Regions from separate parts of the Homo sapiens genome. Here region 2 is linked to region 1. Evidence: chromatin contacts called from ENCODE Hi-C or POLR2A ChIA-PET data. All regions are on one chromosome and are shown on one strand. The core of a region is the stretch at or near the end of the contact, and the rest is flanking DNA. Distances in the headings are between cores, read along the strand shown.

Region 1 (3,588 bases), core at 479-2,978:
CCATCCAGTCGCCCCGGCCGCCCTCCCTGACGTCCCCGCAGCCCTGGCTGCTGGCCCGAGCGGGAAGCAGCTGGAGGCATAACACATTTCCAGGTAAATCCCCACCCCCACCTTCAGCCTGGGGAGGGAAGGGGAGGAGATGGGGGCGGCCGCGGAGAAATAGAGCGGAGCTGCTGGGAACAGCGCGCCGAGCAGCCGCTTAGAGGCCTGAAACAGGGCCAGCTCCTGTCCTAGATAAGGCGGCGGGTGACCCACTTGGGCCGGCCCTGGAGGTCCGCCGCGGGCGCCTCTCCCGGCGGGGTGGGTTGGCTCCTGGAAGTAGGCTAGGGCCCGTCTATAATCAGCCCGTCCGCTGGATACGCTCCCCAGGGTCTCCAAAGCCCTCCAGCCCGGGTGAGTACAGAGGGCATTTATTGAGCACTTAATGTGTGTTTTGAGTCCTTTACATGCAAGAATTCATTTTGCCCTCAAATCTACGCTGTAAGGTAGGAATTATGATGCCCCCCATTTCACAGACAAGAAACTGAGGCGCAGACCCGTGAAGGTAAATGGCCAAGACCAACAACCAGCAAGGGCAGGGCTGCAATCCCACCCAGTTTCGGTGGGACTCCAGGTATCACACGGGCATAGCCTGAGGGGTGGGGGGTCTGACTGCTGCTCTGCATTTCTGTGGGGATCTTTGTTATTATCCCGGAAAGCTGGCTTCCTACAGTGCTGTGTGATGGACACACAGCAACTGAGGGAACTGCCCCACCCAGGACTCAATTTCCCCATCTGTAAATGAGACTGCTAGACGGGCCGCCCATGGGCTGTGAGAACCCAGGAAGCTTCTTTAAAAGTAAAAGGGAAAGCACAGTATAGTTTGATAGATTCATATTTGAACCCCAGGTTGATGTGAAACTATGCCTCAGTTTCCCTATCTATTAAGTGGGGGAGTAGGCTAGTGCCTGTCTCCTGTGGGCGTGGGGTACGTCTAGAAGGTGTAGCTTGCAAATTGCTCAGCGCTGTGCTGGGTTATATAGTTAGCGCTCCACAGATCACAACTGTGATGCCAAAAACACATCGCTGCCAAAAATAAGCCTTAGGACAAAAACATCCAGGACCATGTCACTTCACATCTCCTTACCTCAGTTTCCTCTGTAAGTTGGAAGTATAATAATAGTACCTACCGTATCAGTTTTCTCATCTGTAAAATGGGGGTGATAGTAATACCCACTCACACGGTGTTGTGAGGATTAGATAAAATACTTTGCTACATAAGTGTTAGCTATAGTTGTTATTTTTAACAAATTCCTCATGAGGTTGGTTTTTGCCAAGATTAAATGAAATAATGCCGATAATGCACTTATACAGTGCCTTGTCCCAAATATGTGATCAGTAAATGACACTGGTTTTGCCACCCCTAGTGGGACTACAAAAACCAGCACGCCCTGCGCCCCCAGTCGGGGCCCCTCCACCCGGCGCCGGCGCGCAGCATGCCGGGAGTTGCAGTCCTCGCGAGGCAAGTTCCGCCTCGTCCCTGCTTGGGGGAGGAGGTTGGAGAGCCGCCCTGCCGGCCTTTGAATTTTGCCGCGAAAAGCGCGCGTGGCGGCCCCCGGCTCCGCCCCTCGCAGGACGCGGTGCCGCGTCACCCTGGTAACCGCCTCTCAGCCGCCGCTGATTGGGCTGGGCCGCGGGGGGCGGGCGGGGGACGAGACGCGGGGGCTGCTGCCGGCGCTCGCGCCTGTCAGTCGGGCCAGAGCGGAGCAGCGGGCAGGACTGCCTGGCCGGCTGCTCCGCGGAGAGGCTGCGCGCGCCGGCCGGGGGAGGCGGACAGCCGGGCCCGGCGCCTGTGGGGCGCGGCGCGCGGCACCCGGGCCTGAGACCAGGCGAGGCGCCGGCGCGCGCCAGACGGCGCGAGGCTGCGGCCCCGGGAGCCCCCGCGCGCCGCCCGGGGCCATGGGCGCGTGAGAGCCCAGCGCGCGCGGCCCCTGCTGCGGCTTGCGAGCTCGCACACCCGGTGCACAGTCCCCCGGGCCGTCCTCGTGTCCGTCCTGCGCCACTGGGATCGGCTGTTTCTCAGCGCCGAGGCCCCCGAGGCTGCATCCGAGCTTGCGTCGCCCGCTGCCGCCGCCGCCGCCGCTGCCGCCGCCGCTGTTCGCCGGCTTCCCCTCCCCCCACACCCGGGGCTCAGAGCAGGAGGAGGAGGGGCCGGTGCATTCTCGCCGCTGTTCTTTGCAACCTGCAGGGGCCGGTGTATGTCCGGCGAGGAGCCGGGGCCGCTGCGGGTGCGTGCAACCCCCGAAGGAGACAATCCCTCCACCTCGGGGCGAACCCGGGGGCTGCAAGCCGCGGGCGGGCGGGCGAGCGAGAGGAAGCAACAAAGACAGGCTGCAGCTGGGGCTGGCGAAAGGGGCCGCGGCCGCCGGGCTCCCAGCGCGGGCGGAGAGGGCGCCCTGGGAGCGGCGCGGGCCGAGCTGCAGCCTTGAGCGGGGCCCCGAGGGGAGGCGCAGCGCCGCCCGCCGGACGTGGCGATCACGGGCCCCGGCGAAGATGCGTCGCCTGAGCGCCCGCGCGGCCCCCGTCCGGGGCGGGCGTGACCCCTGCTGAACGGAGACCTCCCCTCCCCCCCGACTTCGGACGGCGCAGGCCGGCGCCAGGATAGCCCTCACCGACAGCGCCCCTTCCCACCCGGAGAGAGGCATCGACCCCCAAGGAGGGCTTCGTCAGGCAGCCTCTGCCACTCCTGCATGGCTGCGACCCGTCGAGCGGAGCGTCGTGGTAGCTGAGACCTGGTGCCCTTCGACGGCCTGGCTGATCCGGTGAGTTGTGCGGGGCGGGGTTCTGCGCTGGAGCTGGGGGCACCCCCTGGCGTCCGGGCAGCCAGGATTGGACAGAAGGGGTCCTAGGCTGTTGGGGGTCCTGAAGCAGAGATAACCCTTGTCCGCCCCTTTCCTCCCTCCAAACACAACTTGTTCAGATGGGCCAGCCGATGGGAGTGGAGGTTGGGGGGCCCATTCGGATTCCGCGGGACCCTGGGCGGGTTGGTTGCCAGAGAGGAAAGGTCACCCCACCCGTAAAGCTAACAAAGGTATTGGCTGTGTCATCCGAAAATTCCCCGGGAACTCCAGTGTCTTGGAAGGGCTGGGGGGTGGGGGGCACCCAGGATGGGAAAACGTTGAGGGTCTCCCGAGCAGCCTCTGAGATCTTCAAGGGAAATCACCTCAGAGGGGGATTTGGGGTTCCAGAAACGCAGGTGGCCACGTTTGAGAATTGTGCCCCATGGGGCTAGACCTTAGAGCCCTCGTTCAAACCACGTTCCCACAAATAACTCGCAGGGACGGTAGGTTCCCCAGTGGGGGCACGACATGACGTCAAACCTTAGCCTCTGATGTCACTGGGGTTGCCGTGGCAACACCACTTGCCTTGACCCAAGGCCGGAGGGGGCGGGGTCGTGGTAACAAGGGGCGGGGCTGGATGCCTTTGGGTAGTGGAGGGGTGAAGGCGGACTCCCCCCACCCCTACCATTGCAGTCCTCTGACCTAAATCCTTAGCGCCCCATAAGGTGGGGGAGGGAGGCAGTGCCAGCTGTCCCTGTTGATGCTCCTC
Region 2 (3,706 bases), core at 287-2,786, 190 kb after region 1:
CCACCTCAGCCTCCCAAGTTGCTAGGACTATAGGTGTGCACCACCACAGCCTGCTAATTTTATTTATTTATTTATGTATTCATTTATTTATTTAATTTGGAGGTGGAGTCTCACTTTGTCACCCAGGCTGGAGTGCAGCAGCGCAATCTTGGCTCACTGCAACCTCTGCCTCCCAGGTTCAAGCGATTCTCCTGCCTCAGCCTCCCGAGTAGCTGGGAGTATAAGCATCTGCCATCATGCCCGGCTAATTTTTGTATTTTTAGCAGAGACGGGGTTTCATCATGTTGGCCAGGCTGGTCTTCAACTCCTGACCTCAGGTAATCCACCCTCCTGGGCCTCCCAAAGTGCTGGGATTACAGGCGTAAGCCACTGAACCCAGCTGAGGCCATGATGCTGCATCCAGGAAAAACAGAGATGAATAAAGAATGGAGAAATGAAGGGAAGAAGAAATGAAAGAATGGGAAAATGAAAGAAAAGAGAACAAACAAGTATTTTTCTTCATTTTCTTTTTAATGGAATAGTTGGCATGTAATACTTGTAGCACACGAGTTATAAAACATACTAATAGAATGAACACTTTTGAACTCACCACCAATATAAGACTATAATAGAAAGTTATCGGCCGGGTGCAGTGGCTCACTCCTGTAATCCTAGCACTTTGGGAGCCTGAGGCAGGCGCATCACGAGGTCAGGAGATCGAGACCATCCTGACCAATATGGTGAAACCCCATCTCTACTAAAATACAAAAAATTAGCTGGGCGTGGTGGCGTGCGCCTGTAGTCTCAGCTACTCGGTAGGCTGAGGCAGGGTAATCGCTTGAACCCGTAAGGCGGAGGTTGCAGTGAATCGAGATCACGCCACTGCACTCCAGCCTGGCGACAGAGCAAGACTCTGTCTCAAAAAAATAAAAAAGTTACCAATAACTTCCATCTACTTATGCCAGCAGGCCTCTGCCCAAGTTGTACATTGAACACACCTGGGGAATTTTGGAAAACACTGATACTCTCAGATGGGATTTGGGGTTTGGTTTGGGCATCTGGATTTTTTAAAGGTATCTGGATTTTTTCTTCTTTTTTTTGAGACAGTGTCTGGCTCTGTCACCCAGGCTGGAGTGCAGTGGCACAGTCATGGCTCACGGCAGCCTCGATCTCCTGGGCTCAACTGATCCTCCCGCCTCAGTCTCCCGAGTAGCTGGGACCACAAGTCCCACCATGCCCGGTTAAGTTTAAAAAATTTTTTAGAGACAGGAGTCCCTCTGTGTTGCCCAGGCTGGTATCTGGTGATTCTCACGCGCAGCCAGGTTTGAGGACCACTGACTTACATTCTCTTCCCCCTGGTTTCCACCTTCACCTTCACGTGATGGTAACCACCATCCTGAAATACGTGTAGTGCATGGACGGATTCTTTGCCTCCATGCTTCCCTATTTCAAGGAGCAGCGACGTTTGCTATTTATCTCCCGCTGGCCACGACGGGGCACCAGAGAAAAACACAGGCTCCCTACGCGCTGAAGGAGGCTTGGCCCTTGCGACGCTCCGTCGTCGGGCTCGTTGCCGGTGCAAACAGGGAGGAAACAGCCGGCGTTGCTGTAGCGCGTCTGGGAATTACACCGGGGGACTGGCCGGCCCGCTTCGTGCCTGCGGGAAGTCGGGCCGGGGGACTCTTCGGAAACTCCGAGCCTCAGAGAAATGTGAGTCGGAGGGTTGGACTAGGCCGGATCCGGCGTTAGGGCGGGGGCCCGCAGGCGGCCCGCGCGGGCGGGAACCGGGGCGGCAGTCAGCGGGCGCGAGCTCAGGGCGCCTCCGGGGTCCTCACTGCGCTCCCCACGCGCTGTGACCCCATTTGTTGCACGTGCATGTTCAGGTCGAGAGAGGGATGCGACGTGTTCGGGGAGCAGCCCACCTTGTGGGTGGCCAATCCGGGACGGGAATCTTAAACTTTTAACTCTTGGTGCAAAGACTGATCCACTGGCGGCTTTACGGGAGCGGGAAAAAAGTATGTGAAGCTTGCCACGGTCTCGAGACCGAGGTCACACGTTAGCAGCCTGCCGGCTACATTTGGACCATAGACGCAGAGTGTTTGCCCCCAAAACTGGAGGACCTCCAGAATGAGATTCTTGGCGTGCACCAGGCCTTTTCGCTCATTCAGCCGGCGTTCCTACCCAGGCACTGCATCGACCCTACACTTGAGGACAGCTTTTGGGTCAGGGGAATTGGTGCCTGGAGTGAGACTGCTCTCTGCTTTCAAGGCTCCAGCTGTATCCCTACATTGCTCAGGCAATTCCTCTCTCTAGGTCTCAGCTTCTTCATCTGCAAGATGAAAGGTCTGTCCTCCATGGTAGCCCAACATACTTCCGAGTGTTATTATCAGTCCCCTCCCCGGGGACTGCCAGAGCCAGGGCAGGTTGGTCCCAACAGGCAGCCCCTTGCAGCAGAGAGAGCCTGGGCTCTGGTCTCAGACGGACATGAATTAGGAACCCAGCTTGTTTATCTCCTTTACTTCCTGGCTCTGTGATCCTGAGCAAATCACTTTGTAATGCTTAACGTTGTTTTTACTAACCTTGTTTTTTAATGCCTTACCTTGTTTTTACTAACCTTGCTTTTAGACTCTTTTTTTCCCCTTAATCACCTAGCCTTGTTTCCACATGAATTAGCTCTCCCTTAGTTGAGAAAGCCGGATGAACTCCATCTGGTTCCCTCATTTACAAGACATCAAGGACTCCTTACCCACCCCTTTCCTCAAGGAGTTAACTTGTGTAAGCAGAATCTCAACATATCAAAGAGTCCAATTAACTGATAAGGTACTGAAACAAGCAATGTACGAAGTTCCCAGGATTTTGCTCAAAAGATAACACCATAAAACCTTGAGTTGGTGTCGGGCAGAGCACCCATATCTAACATTTTATGAAAGATTTAGAGCCCCTGCACCTGGAACTGTTGTTTCTCTGTAACCATTTGTCTTTTAATTGTTTCTCTGTGACTCTTTGTCCTTTTAATTTTTGCATGTTTTTACTTATGTAGAATTGTTGCATCTGAGCTCCCCTCCCCTTCCTAAACCAAAGTATAAAGGAAAATCAAGCCCCTTCCTCGGGCCAAGAGAATTTATTAGCCGTCTCTTGGGCACTGGCTAAATAAAGGACTCTTAATTTCGTCTCAAACTGTGGCGTTTCTCTAACTCGCTCGGGTACAACAACTTTACCTCTTCAACGTAAGTTTCCTTACCTGCCAAATAGCGAGGTGATTGTAAGAATGAAAAAAAGTCATATGTATTGAGTGCTTGGCACATACATGTGTTCCTTACATTATTGTCTCTGTTTAAGCACAGCATAAATGCCCCCGATGTGCCTAGTCTAGCAATCTTAGGACAATCCCTGTGTCTGTCTGTTGTGTTCCTGGTGATGGCTGGCCCACAGCTGGGTGCACGCAGTCCAGAATTTTTTATGTTTTTGTTTTTTTGAGACAGAGTCTCACTGTCACCCAGGCTGAGTGCAGTGGCGCTATCATGGCTCGCTACAGCCGTGACCTCCTGGGCTCAAGCAATCCTCCTGCCTCAGCCTCCTGAGTAGCTGGGACTACAGGCGCACCACCACTCCTGGCTAATTTTTGATTTTTTATAGAGATGAGTCTCATGATGTGGCTGGTCTCCAACTCCCGGCCTCAAGTGATCCTCCTGCCTCAGCCACCCAAAGTGTTGGGATTACAGGCATG

Evidence for each region. A loop is a pair of places that touch in the nucleus more often than their neighbours do. ChIA-PET counts read pairs that join two places held with the same protein, here RNA polymerase II (POLR2A). Pooled maps may share reads with other maps.
Region 2: a map of CD8-positive, alpha-beta T cell shows a loop between it and region 1 (4-fold over the local background). The contact joins the promoter of TCHP here to the promoter of FAM222A in region 1. A Hi-C loop is called at or near these places in 1 of 168 maps with a recorded cell type or tissue (CD8-positive, alpha-beta T cell) and 10 of 50 pooled maps. POLR2A ChIA-PET finds 5 or more read pairs at or near these places in 1 of 52 experiments (Caco-2).

Annotation. Positions count from the first base shown.
Region 1 is chr12:109,712,097-109,715,684 of GRCh38, forward strand. It overlaps FAM222A (family with sequence similarity 222 member A), which reads left to right and starts at 1,729. Exons shown (of 3, transcript NM_032829.3): 1 at 1,729-2,801. RefSeq lists an enhancer at 191-754 and silencers at 1,460-1,789, 1,820-1,869.
Region 2 is chr12:109,898,738-109,902,443 of GRCh38, forward strand. It overlaps TCHP (trichoplein keratin filament binding), which reads left to right and starts at 1,537. Exons shown (of 13, transcript NM_001143852.2): 1 at 1,537-1,689. RefSeq lists enhancers at 1,260-2,100, 2,101-2,941 and a silencer at 1,758-1,867.